Regions from separate parts of the Homo sapiens genome. Here region 1 is linked to region 2. The links are chromatin contacts, found by Hi-C or POLR2A ChIA-PET in ENCODE. All regions are on one chromosome and are shown on one strand. The core of a region is the stretch at or near the end of the contact, and the rest is flanking DNA. Distances in the headings are between cores, read along the strand shown.

What was found. Hi-C counts contacts between places; a loop is a spot of excess contacts on that map. ChIA-PET counts read pairs that join two places held with the same protein, here RNA polymerase II (POLR2A). Pooled maps may share reads with other maps.
Region 1: a map of PC-9 shows a loop between it and region 2 (5-fold over the local background). The contact joins the promoter of PBX1 here to the enhancer-like site in region 2. A Hi-C loop is called at or near these places in 46 of 168 maps with a recorded cell type or tissue (Caco-2, Calu3, HCT116 and 29 more) and 22 of 50 pooled maps. POLR2A ChIA-PET finds 5 or more read pairs at or near these places in 18 of 52 experiments (A549, AG04449, AG04450 and 13 more).

The regions. Positions count from the first base shown.
Region 1 is chr1:164,557,723-164,564,002 of GRCh38, reverse strand. It overlaps PBX1 (PBX homeobox 1), which reads right to left and starts at 4,819. Exons shown (of 9, transcript NM_002585.4): 1 at 3,990-4,819; 2 at 692-765. The coding sequence starts at 4,180. RefSeq lists an enhancer at 4,738-5,237.
Region 2 is chr1:164,599,953-164,605,529 of GRCh38, reverse strand. The region is part of intron 2 of PBX1 (PBX homeobox 1); the gene reads right to left. Among named protein-coding and RNA genes, the nearest start is that of PBX1, 44 kb to the right of the region's middle. RefSeq lists enhancers at 1,785-2,549, 2,550-3,315. Within about 2 kb of position 3,354, at least 23 of the 41 ENCODE cell types and tissues checked have a DNase peak (open chromatin) inside an H3K27ac peak, as active enhancers do; they include HCT116, PC-9, breast epithelium and 6 more, where a contact is called at or near this core.

The DNA.
Region 1 (6,280 bases), core at 3,570-6,069, 43 kb after region 2:
TTTTTTAATTGTTGCTTTAAAATTTAAATGCCCTCCTGGGATGTGTTATAAGTGTGTTAGTCCACGAAACGAGGTCTAGAAAGTAGAAAAACAACAGAGTGAATTATCTCATGGCGTTATACTCTCCTAAACCCAACGATTCTCCCTGCAATAAAATCACAGGCCACTCAAATACCGATAACCTAATGTTGTATAGCGCATTCCACAAAGGTATTTGACAACACTCTCTGTTGAGAACCTCTAGTCTGCTGCTTTGTGTAATTACAAGAAAAAAAGGAAAGGAAACTTTCAACAGTTTAGCACCCCCACACCCAACTCCAAAAAAATTAGGGTTTTAAAAATGGGCCAAAATATATTCCTTAAAAAAATGAACTTTTACTTTCATATTTTTGCCCCAAAGATACATCAGTCTATAAATTTCCTTTCAGAATCTATATTTTAGCCCCAATCTCAAAAAGGCTGGAAATAGAGTTCTGGAAAATTAACCAGTAGTGCTTGATAATAACTGTCAAAGAAACTTGATTCTTTTTTTTAAGGAAAGCAGGGCTAGGACTTCCTATTCGAATATGAGGTCAACCTTCATAGTACTTGTATTCTGAAATTTTAATATTTAAATAATAGATTTGTGACTGCTGGTTAAGTGATTTAATTGGCCAAAGAAAATGCTAAAATGTTGGAATCTCATTCCTACCTGTTTTTTCTTTGATTTCACACAACACATTAAACAAGGCAGGCTTCATTCTGTGGCAGTTTAAAGCATGTTTTCTGCAAGAAAGAAACAACATGATAGCTTAGGTGGACTCTCAAGATCAAACTGCCGATAATGCACAGGGTGAAAACATTTGAACATTTAGACAAAATTATATACCCAACCCTAACTCTGTGGCATGCTTCAGTTGTTTTCATGACTTAATATACAGAGTCCCGCCATAGAAAAAGAAATAATGTTAATTAGCAGGGAGAGGGTAGGGATTTAACTACAGAACAGAACTAACCTAAATTATGCCCATTTAGGGAAAGGGTTTTTTTTTTTTTTTAAGTAGTTTAATCAAAGAGTAATTCTTAAACCCACAATTCTTCCCAGGACAATGAACACAGCAAAGCCAAAGGTGTAGGTTAACAGTTTTGTAAAATCCATGCAACGACCACAGCCTAGGAACTGTCTGCCTCTCGGTCTGTGTGTTTTCAAATTTAATTCATCCATGTGTTCGAATTCATTCCGCAGATGCCCCTGTATTCTCATAAACACAAGATGCTTGAAAGGTCTTCTGAGTAGAACTGTCAATTTATAACATTTCAGTCCCCAAGTTAAAGAGTATGGAAATGCATTGCCAGGGGGCAAACATACCCATATGGGGAATAAATTCATTTCTCTGTGTTCACATTATGCTTCTGTGCACACACTGCTTATTTGCAGGTGTTGAAATTCAATTATTTACAATTAGGACCTTGCACCCATTGGGGGAAAAATAAATGCAATTTTGTCTTTTAGATTAGTGATTTACCTGGTGTGTGTGTGTGTGTGTGTGTGTGTGTGTGTGTGTGTGTGTATTCTGAATGCACTTGAGGAACAAAACAATACCTTTCCTTCTATTTTATTATGGAACCACTTAGCAGAATGATACTGTTTTGGAAACAAAATACTGATCATATCAGCTATTAGTTAAGTGAATTCTGTCTACTAACTAAAATTAATGTGTAAAGATAAATGGAAAGTTCTGGCACTCAAAACACATGCAATTCTTTTTTAATCCCTTTGAAAGTTAAAAAATAGACACATCCTCATGAAGAACAGAGATCAGAAACATGCCCTATGTACTGTACAGCAGGGGAGTAATAAAGTCAAAATTCAGGACTATCAAAATGAACACATACATTATATCTAAAATATTAATGGTTTACTTTTGTAAATAATAAATACACATTATAAAGGTGTGACTAGAAAAAGGAAAAAAGGACATACTATCTACTAAGTGGAGTTACATTGTTTATCCAAAAAGAAAGCTTAGCGTTGATTTTAGTAAGTTCTCATGTGGGGTAGAAAAAAAAAAAGATGGAAAATACTTTAAAGTATTAAAGACCTTTCCTGGGTCTTTTAAAATAGTTTTAATTAATTCTATTATTATATATAGGCCCAAATGCAAACAAAAATTCTCACACAGCTTTATAAAAATATTGTATTTCCACAGCACACAAATGGAGCCAGCTACAGAGGAAGAACTGAAAATTTCCCCATCCCAAAATTGTATCTGATCTCTCTCTGCATCTAGGCCATTGAAAGGGGGAAGTCGCCAAGCCCTGTTTGTCCACAGTTTCACAAAAGAAGAGAGACTGAACATCAAAAAAGTAGTATCTATTCTTACTAGCCCCTTCCACTTCACAAACTTATTTTTAAGCCAGTTTATTGGTATGTCTGAGAGTATTCTTCTAGAACAATATAATAGAGAAAAATGTTCCAATTCAAAAGAGAATTGCCAGTGGGAAATCTTCCTCTTACCATACCTATTAGCTTTTCTTCAGATAATAAAATTCAAAGAGAGCACCAATTAATTTTTAAAATTTCCCCTATTTAAACAAAACTTAGGATACTTTGAGTCTTTCAACATTTCCAAGTTTTCAAACACCCGTAAACCTTAGTACTTTTGAGTTTACATGTTGCATGTGCTTGCAGCTAAAATTGAGTATAATTCATAACATCTATGTTTTTAACTGCTTCCTCTCATTTTCTCAACTCAGATTCTTATTTCACGTAGACAGAAATACACATAATGATGTCTTCTCCATATAACCAAGTCATCTGAAGTATAGGAGTTGCGTATATTTGTTTACAGGGTTTTCAAAGAGAAAAACGCTACTTCGGAGATATAACAAAGCTGGGTAATTGTACAGACATATGTGGTCATTAGATTTTTAAAATTCTTCCTTTTGAGTTCGGCCTTGGGCAAGCTGTTAGCGGGTTGTCACTTAGTCTATGTTTTACTTTAAAAGAGAATTTACTGTAAAATCCTGAAGTAGAGAACCATATACCTGGCAGTGGATTAACTTGAGAGGCTACACAGTTTATTATGTTTCCTTAATGAAGACCTTCATGTCCTATAGTACTGAAATATATAAAATTCATAAATGCTTTCATTTCTAAGTGGTCCTGAAAGAAGCATGGGGGAAAAGAGCATGCTTGATTTTTGTCCCCCCACCCCTTTTTAAAGGACCCTACATAGCTGTCTGTGTCACGGAAGGTTAGTAAACCGGCTGAAATTAGGAGACAATAAAGTTAAACTAAAAATCTGAGTCTCTTAAAACTAACAAATATGCCTAAAAACAAAATCACCTTTTCATCAACTTTTTAAAAAAACAAAATTAAGTGAATGCAAAATATTTTCTGGATAGCTGACAAGTACTGACAAAGAAATACCCTGCTTTTTTGTTGTTTTGTATTTTGGGTAGGGGGGGAAGAAAGGAGAAAAGATAAAAATTAATTTTGGACGGGAGAGTCAAGAAAGAAAATCAAACTCGCTGAATTAGGTAAGGAGTCAACTAAATTTGCAAATAAAGTGTTCTTGGGACATTTTATTTCGTAATGTTACAGAGTCCCCTCAACAAGAAGGCATGGAATGCTGTTCAAAACTTGACAATTCTGCTTTCTCTGATACTTTTTTAAAGCAGTAAAAAGTGCCGAGGGCCGCTTTTGGATCAGTTGGCAGTATTTTCGGCATGCCTGTGTGTTTGTGTGGATATAAATGAATACCCCTATATTCACACACACACACACAAATATGTACACAGCCACATCTCGGCATGGGCGATTACACTTTCGATAACAACGCTCCTTCAAATTTTACTCCTCCGCCATGTAGTTGCTTGTCAAAATGAGAAAAGAAATAACATTTTTCAAAAAAAGCGCTGTGGTGATTCGGTTCCCATTGTTTCCCCCTGCAAGAGGAAGAAAAACAAAAAACCCCAAGAAAGGAAAAGAAAAGCCTCCATCTCACCTGGCCTGCGCCTCATCCAAACTCTGGTCTGTGATGGTCATAATTTGCTGTAAAATGTCTCCAATGTCCTGCTTCCTCCCGCCCTCCCCCTCGGTCCCTCCGGCCCCATCCTGCAAGTGCTGGGACAGGCCGGGGTGTCCGGCCATCCCGACCCCAGCATGGGAATGCATCAGCCTGGGCTGCTCGTCCATCTCCAAAGGCTACGGCAGCCCCCGGCTCTTCCTCTTCTGCTCCTCGGCTCGGCTCCTGGGAAGCACCAAGGCTTTTTATCCTTCAAGCTTGTCTTCAAATCCTTTTCAGGATAAACAGGGAAGGGGGAAAAAAGAAGACCAAAAGAAAAAAAAAATCCCTTTGCCTCTTTAGAGGATGGTGGGAGGATGAGGAGGGGGAGGGGGAGGGGGCGTGAAGGGGTTGCGGGGTGAGGGTGGGGATAAGGGCTGGTGGGGAAGGGTGTTGACTCCAAAAAGCAAGAAAAATAAACCACCTTCCCACTTGGCGAAAAGAAATCAGAGCTGGCTTTAGGTTTTTCAGTCCGGTCTCCTTTGCAAGGCAGAAATGGGCTCCCGGCGCTTAAATCTGTGGCTTAATCCTTTTGCAAATATGCATTGATCGGGAGAAAGGAGAGGAAGGCAGGGGGATTGCAATGCAAACTTTCCCCCCCCACCCCCCGCTGCCCCCCACCCCCACTCCGGGCCAGAGTGATCTCAAAGGGGGTGGGCTGTTGCAAAAGCCAGATCTCCCCCAGCCGCGGCGGCAGGCAAAGCACAGGCTCTCTCCTCCTCCGTGTCTCTGCAAACTCCAGCAGCCCCGTCAGCCTCCTGCTTTTGTTTAGCTCAGGCTCAGGACTCCAGAAACATATACAGAAAAACCACAGCCTGAGAGGAGGAGGAGGAGGAGGAGAAGAAGGAGGAGGAGGACGAGAAGGAGGAGAGGGGAGGGGGCAAAGGGAAGGGGAGGGGGCGGGGAAGCCGGGAGGCTGGGGAGAGGAGGAGGGAGGAGGGCGCCTGGAGCTCCTCCCCGCTTCCCTGATTGGCCACCAGATAAAGGACCGGCCCCCTCCTCCCCTACTTTCCTCACGGCGCCTCCTCTCCAGCCTCCTTCAGCTCCTCCTCGCCCGGCGCCCTGTCAATCAGAGTTCAGAGGTGGGCCGGGAAGGAGGCCGAGCTAATAGCAAGTCTCCAGTCCTTAAAGGTGCAATGGTACTGTAGTTCCAGCTCACTTAGTTTCCACTTTCCCTGCTCGCCTTACTTAGGTTGCGTCCTTGAGGAAAATGTGGCTCCACTTAAATGCAAACATATAAAATTAACACGAAAGAACACAGACGGTGTGCGTCTTCCCGCCCACCCCTGCTTTTCTTTTGCTGTGGCATTGTCATTTAAAACTTGATTCTTTTAAATGCTTAGACCTCAGGGAAACTGCTGAGAGCACAAGTTTGTCAGCACGACGTAGTTATGAAACACAATCGAGCTGTTAATATAATTAATAAAGATCTCTAATAAGTGGCAGATGTAATAATAGATACATTTAAAAAAACAATTCTAGCACAGTAAAGGTGAAAAGAATACCAAACTGTGTCATTTTTGCTGCATGAAAACTAAATTATGGACTATGAAACTGAAAAATGCTCAAGAAAAAGAAAGATTAATAAATAAGTTCACCAAATGAAACTAATTCAACATTTCTCTCTCTTCCCCCGGGGGAAATTAGTTATTTGGCTTAAATACCTAATAAAGAAATGCATTATCACAGTCTAGTTCTAGTTTTTAATATAGTCTAATAAGCATTATTAACTGGGAAGAGAAGTGAACTGACATTTATTGAATGCCTACTATGCACCAAGTAATTTGCATGAGTTATTTTATTTAATCCCCAAGACATCTTTGTGAGTTATGGATTATTATTTCCATTTTACAGAGAGGGAACTCAGAAAGGTTAAATAATTTGTCCAAGGTCCACAGTTATTAAGTGTCAAAGCTGGAATTTAAACCCAAGTGTGACTCCCTCCAAAGGCCTAGTATTTCCACTGCACAATCTGCTTCAGTCTAACAGAAATGTGTGAATAGTGTTAAAAATTAGTTATGTGTCTATTGCCTGTCCAGTTTGAAAGGAAACTTGAGGTGCTTAAAAGGGTACATATTCCAACAAGACAACTCCAATTGAAAATGGGTAGGAAAAAATAAAAAATAAATACAATGGGATCAAGAAAAAAGCCAACAAAAGTCATAACTAAGGTCCAGTATCATAGCTCCAGACAGACACAAATTTGCTTCCAATCTTTTCATTGGGCAAAG
Region 2 (5,577 bases), core at 2,105-4,604:
ATCAGGAAAACTGGAGAGACCCAAGGCCCCTCTTCTCACTAAAAAGGGCCCTGTTCTTCCCATAACAAAGAGTGCCTCCTCTACAGGAGCCCTACAGAGGTTAAACTCACCAGGCTGTCCCTAAAAGACTTGTTCATCTGTTGTAGAATACCTTAATCCCTACCATAGCCCTGGAAGCTCTGCTGTGGAATTTTAGGACAAAAGTCATATTTCTTCAAAACAAAAAAAAAAGGATTTTAACAAAAATGTTCTTCGGCCAGTCTGCTCCCCTCTGCCCCTTACATCCCCTTTATCTGGAGAACTCTAATTCATTCTTAGATCTCTGCCTATGTGTCTTCTCTTTAGAAGAAACTTCTGTGACTGCGTCATCCTCACCAAGACAATAAGGTGCCCTCCTAAACATTCCCAGGATACTCTCTCAGTATCCCCATCACAGCATTTAATACCCTGGACTAGGCCTATTTCTTTGACTGCCCCACAAGAACACAGGTTCCTTGAGATTAGGGTCTATGATGTGATTACTGGTGTCTTCCATACACGGCACACAGCACTTGTTACTAGAAGGCACTCCACCTCTATGGAATAAAGGAAGATGGTTTGTCTTGTCTTTTTCCATTCTTTACTTTTATTTGTTTATTTACTTGGGAAACAGAGTGAGAAATTTCAAATACACTTTGTCTAAAAGCACAGTATTTCATAAATGAAAAAAAAAATAGTCACTGATATGAAGATGTCTTAGGGAAAGCCACAAAAGAATGACTCAGTTCTACACCAAGATGCATTTCCTACTTATTACTAAGAATTCTTCCTATTAAAATTTAATGCAGTCTTCTCTAGCAGTTCATTTTGTCTGCCAAGTCCTTTATGACTATTTTGATAAGTTATTTATTACATATGAATGCCGCTATAATAAGTGGATAGCATAGGCAACGGCTCTCAGGACAGAATAAAAAAGGGTCATGTCCAGCCTTCATTTGTTAAGGCCAAATCACTAGATCCTGTGACCAGTAGTTATCACTGAGTGCTGGCCTGACTGGCAGGGCATCCTGGCACACAGTAGGCACTCAATACATGTAACTGCTGAATGCACAAATGAATGAATGTCAGGGTGGAAGGGACCTCAGATTGTAACCCTTAGAGTAATGGGAACACTGTGCAATAATGATGAAACACAGGTGGATACAAAGGCAAGCAACCAAACATAGTGTGGTCAAGAACAACTTACATATCCTCTGTGAGGCTTTGTCACTTCATTTCTAAAATGGAAGTGGCAATAGAATTAAATGATAGGCCGGACGCAGTGGCTCACGCCTGTAATCATAGCACTTTGGGAAGCTGAGGCAGGCGGATTGCCTGAGCTCAGAAGTTCGAGACTAGCCTGAACAACATAGTGAAACCTCATTTCTACTAAAATACAAAAGATTAGCTGGATGTGGTGGCACACACCTATAGTCCCAGCTACCTGGGAGGCTGAGGCAGGAGAACTGCTTGAACCTGGGAGGCAGAGGCTGCAGTGAGCCGTGATCGTGCCACTGCACTCCAGCCTGGGTGACAGAGACTCATCTCTAAAAAAAAAAAAAAAAAAAAAAAAAAAAAAAAATGAAATGACATAATGTACAGAGTGTCTTGCATTAATGTCTAGCAAACAGTATCTGCTTAAAATTATTATCTGTTATTATTTCATAGATAGATACAATTCAGGTACTAAACTGAAAAGTATAAAACATCAGACTAAACTTAAAACTTGAAATGTATAAAAGAGATGTCTCTAGGAAATAGTATAAACTCAGGACATGACTTATGTAGGTATCCTCCATACAGTTTATTGTAAGCATTCTATTTGAGTAGAAATGATGTTTGGTAAAGGTAATCACACCTTAAACAAACTGAAAAGTCTGTTATCTAAAAATAATGCAGTACTTTGATGGCTTACATATTGTAGCTTAAAAACACATATTACATTGAATTATACAAGGATTTCTTTTGGAAGTGTTTATTTGTATATGTATCTGTGGATCTGTATTTTCACATAATGGAGTTGCTTAAAGTGAAGATTATCCCATATCCAGGTATAATTATACCAGCACTGTGAAAGTCCTCTAGCTACATCTGGCCAGGTCCTCCAGGACAAATCCGCATTATTTTGCCCTAATTTTAATTTTTAATACATGGGACAGAGTCAAAGTTTCTCCATATTCTGTTTAACTCAGGCAGTTATTCAAAATTCCTGTCTTTTGCAAACATCAATTTCAACCTTGACTTAAAGAGAAAGAAATGAAGCAAACACAAAGAGATAAAAGGAAAAGCAGAAAAAAATAAAATGCACCCTTTTGGCCCTGCTTTCTACAGGAAAAGAAAAAAAAAAATGCTGCTTCCCTAGCCTCATTCTGACTCTGTTCCTCATGGTTACTTTCAGAAAAAGCCAAAGGGGTAGGGGTGGAGTGGGTATGGAAGAAGGAAGGGAAGGGACGGATTATAAGGAAGGTAGGGGAAAAAATAGCTGCAGAAGAAAAGACGAAAAAAGAAGAAAGGAGAGCTGAAACCCGACACTCAGGAACTCAGGCCTCCAGCAAGAGACTTCTTGGACAGCAAACCTGCCAGCCGGGACGGGACGTGGACTGGTTCCAATGGCAGCCTTCATTAACGCTTCATACACTCAGCCCTTAATTTACAACCGTTTAACGGCAAACATTCCACAAGTACCTTTGAGGGCAGAAAGAAATCTAAGAGAAATTAGGTGCCTAGAGAGCTCCCCTCAAAGGCAAGAGCCCTTTCGTGCAAGTAAGCAATTTTGCTGCCTCCCATTTTTTTTTTTTTTTTCAATCTGTTTGGGACTTTGAGGGCTGGGGTGGGAAGGTAGTGGAATGGAATAGATAAACAGCCAGTCAAGAGCTGTGGGGAGGTTGACAGAATTGGGGTGCAGGTACATGTAGGATACACAGAAGCTTTGTGTCTGTGGAGGCTGTATGAGTCTGTGGGTGAGCAGCATGTCTAAGTGGGTGGAAACATGTATAGCTAAAGGCAGGAACTCTTCCCATACAGCTAAACCCTTGTTCAAGCAATTTAAATAAACAAGAACATTTTAAAAAATTAAAACCCCACTAAAACAATCCTTGTGGAGCAGTTTTCTTGAGTGCTTAAGTAGAGACCAGATTCAAAAAAGGATTAAGAGAATGTCGCATAACCAAGCTGCAGAAACTGAAACCGAGCGGGGTGTGAGGGGAGATGGCTTGGAGGGTGGGGCCCTCCCATAGCAATTTCAGCAAGCCTTTCTAGTCATCCCTTAAGCTTTGTTTCCCTTCAGCCCATACCTGTGCGTACTGTAAACAACTCACACATGGTTGTAACTAGCCAGGGCCCAGAACTGGTTAGGCAGCTTTTCTCCCAAGGCCACAGTGAAGAATCAGTCTCAGCCAAAACACAGGAGTCCTGGAAAGAAGACTTGAACTCCCTCTTTTCTGGCAGGAGAATGGGGAAAGGGAGGCTAAACAGATTACCTTTTAACTAACAACTTTATCTAAACGGATTAACATTGAAGATTAACCTTCCTGGAGCCACAGAGCTGAATCCCCACTCCTAGGGTGCATGGCTGAGTGGAAGCTGGTCTCTGCTCTCAGCCAGGATCTGGTTCCAACCTCTGTCTGAAACGGAGGGCAGTATCTTAGCTAACTTCCTTTTAAAGGTGCTCTCTCAAGTCTCTCCAGAATGGGCTCCATGGAAAGTTAATCCCACAGGCTAAGGGGTCTCATCTTCACAGTATCCAACTGCAGCATTTAAATGCACTTCATCTTCCCTGGAACAACAGGAAAATACAGTGAAAGCTCAAAATGAGGCAGGTGACAGGGACTGGGAAGAAGGGCTTGTACTAAGCGTGGAACAGGTGAGATGCAACACCATGCCCTGTTCTGCCAAAATTAAGACCCTCCTGCCACAGTTTAAGCTAAAGTCTGTGTACTCCCTCATTCCCACCTCCTCCAGAAAAGGGCACTTGCATGCTTTCTGTTAAAGTGAGATGGTTTTTTCCCCTATTCCAGTGGAATACGGTAAAATCCTTATCCCTTCATAATGGGCTTACCTGAAAGTGAATGAGGCTTCCTGGGAAAACCCTTCTAAAGGAGTGTCGGATGCCTCAGAAAGAACTAGAGTTACCTTCCTCCTTTCTGTTTCATCAAAATCATAGCAGTTTCTTAGCTTAGGGACTCTAAAGGTGGTTGCTATTGAACTGTGAATCTGGTTAATCTCAGGTTAAGTTCACCTCTGTGTCTGCTTTTTTTTTTTTTTTTTTTTTTTTTTTGAGACAGAATCTTGCTCTGTCGCCCAGGCTGGAGTGCAATGGCACAATCTCGGCTCACTGCAACCTCGGCCTCCCAGGTTCAAGCAATTCTTTCTCAGCCTCCCGAGTAGCTGGGACTACAGGCGCCCACCGCCACGCCCGGCTAATTTTTGTATTTTTAGTAGAGACGGGGTTTCACCACACTGGTTAGGCTGGTCTCAAACTCCTGACACCTCAGGTGATCTGCCCGCCTCGGCCTCCCAAAGTGCTGGGATTACAGGCATGAGCCACTGCGCCCAGCCCTGTGTCTGCTATTCTGAGAGCAGAAGAATCTCCAATTTTTATAAAATGCAAGCCATTCCTCAGGTATGAAGATGACAACCTCTGGCCCATTAGAAGTGAGTTGTTTGGATTACTTCAGTGGCTGGATCAATCTTGATCGGTGTGACCAGAAGCAAACGTGTCTGAGATGGCTTGACCACTTTAGGGATGAAGTCTGTGGCCAATGAATGCAGTAAATAAACTAACAGGCCCACAAGGGATTGAGCCCCTAGTCATGTGTTTACTAGCCCGGTGCTTTAACCAGTTAAGCTACACTGTGTTAAACAGGCATGGGGCTGCCTCAGGAATCAAATGTGCCAAAAGCTCTGTTTGCCTTTTGTGGCAAGAGAGGGAATGCAGGCAGACTTTAGTTAAAAAGCAGTAGTAGGCTAGGCGCAGTGGCTCACGCCTGTAATCCCAAAACTTTGGGAGGCTGAGGCGGGTAGATCACCTGAGGTCAGGAGTTCGAGACCAGCCTGACTAACATTGTGAAACCCCATATCTACTAAAAATACAAAAATCAGCCGATGGTGGCGGGCACCTGTAATCCCAGCTACTCGGGAGGCTGAGGCAGGAAAATCACTTGAACCCAGGAGGTGGAGGTTGCGGTGAGCCGAGATCACGCCACTGCACTCCAGCCTGGGCGACAGAGTAAGACTCTGTATCAAAAAAAAAAAAAAAAAAAAAAAGCAGCAGCATACTTTAGGCTCTTAATATTTTCATTATTTTAGTCTAGCCTTACAGAAGCAATACATCTTGGATTTTTTAACACAGTCCTGACTCAAGTATCCCATTTAAATTTTCCCATAATTATACTCACAATTGTAAGACCAAACAGACTAAATTGAGATTTAGGAAATGGGAACACCATATTTAAAGTACTCAACATTAGGACAGGTGCTTCAGATGCCAGGACGATTTGGGTCTTAGCATTGCCCCTAAACTGGCAGCTGTGAATTAAAATTTGGTTTGGAAAAGAATTG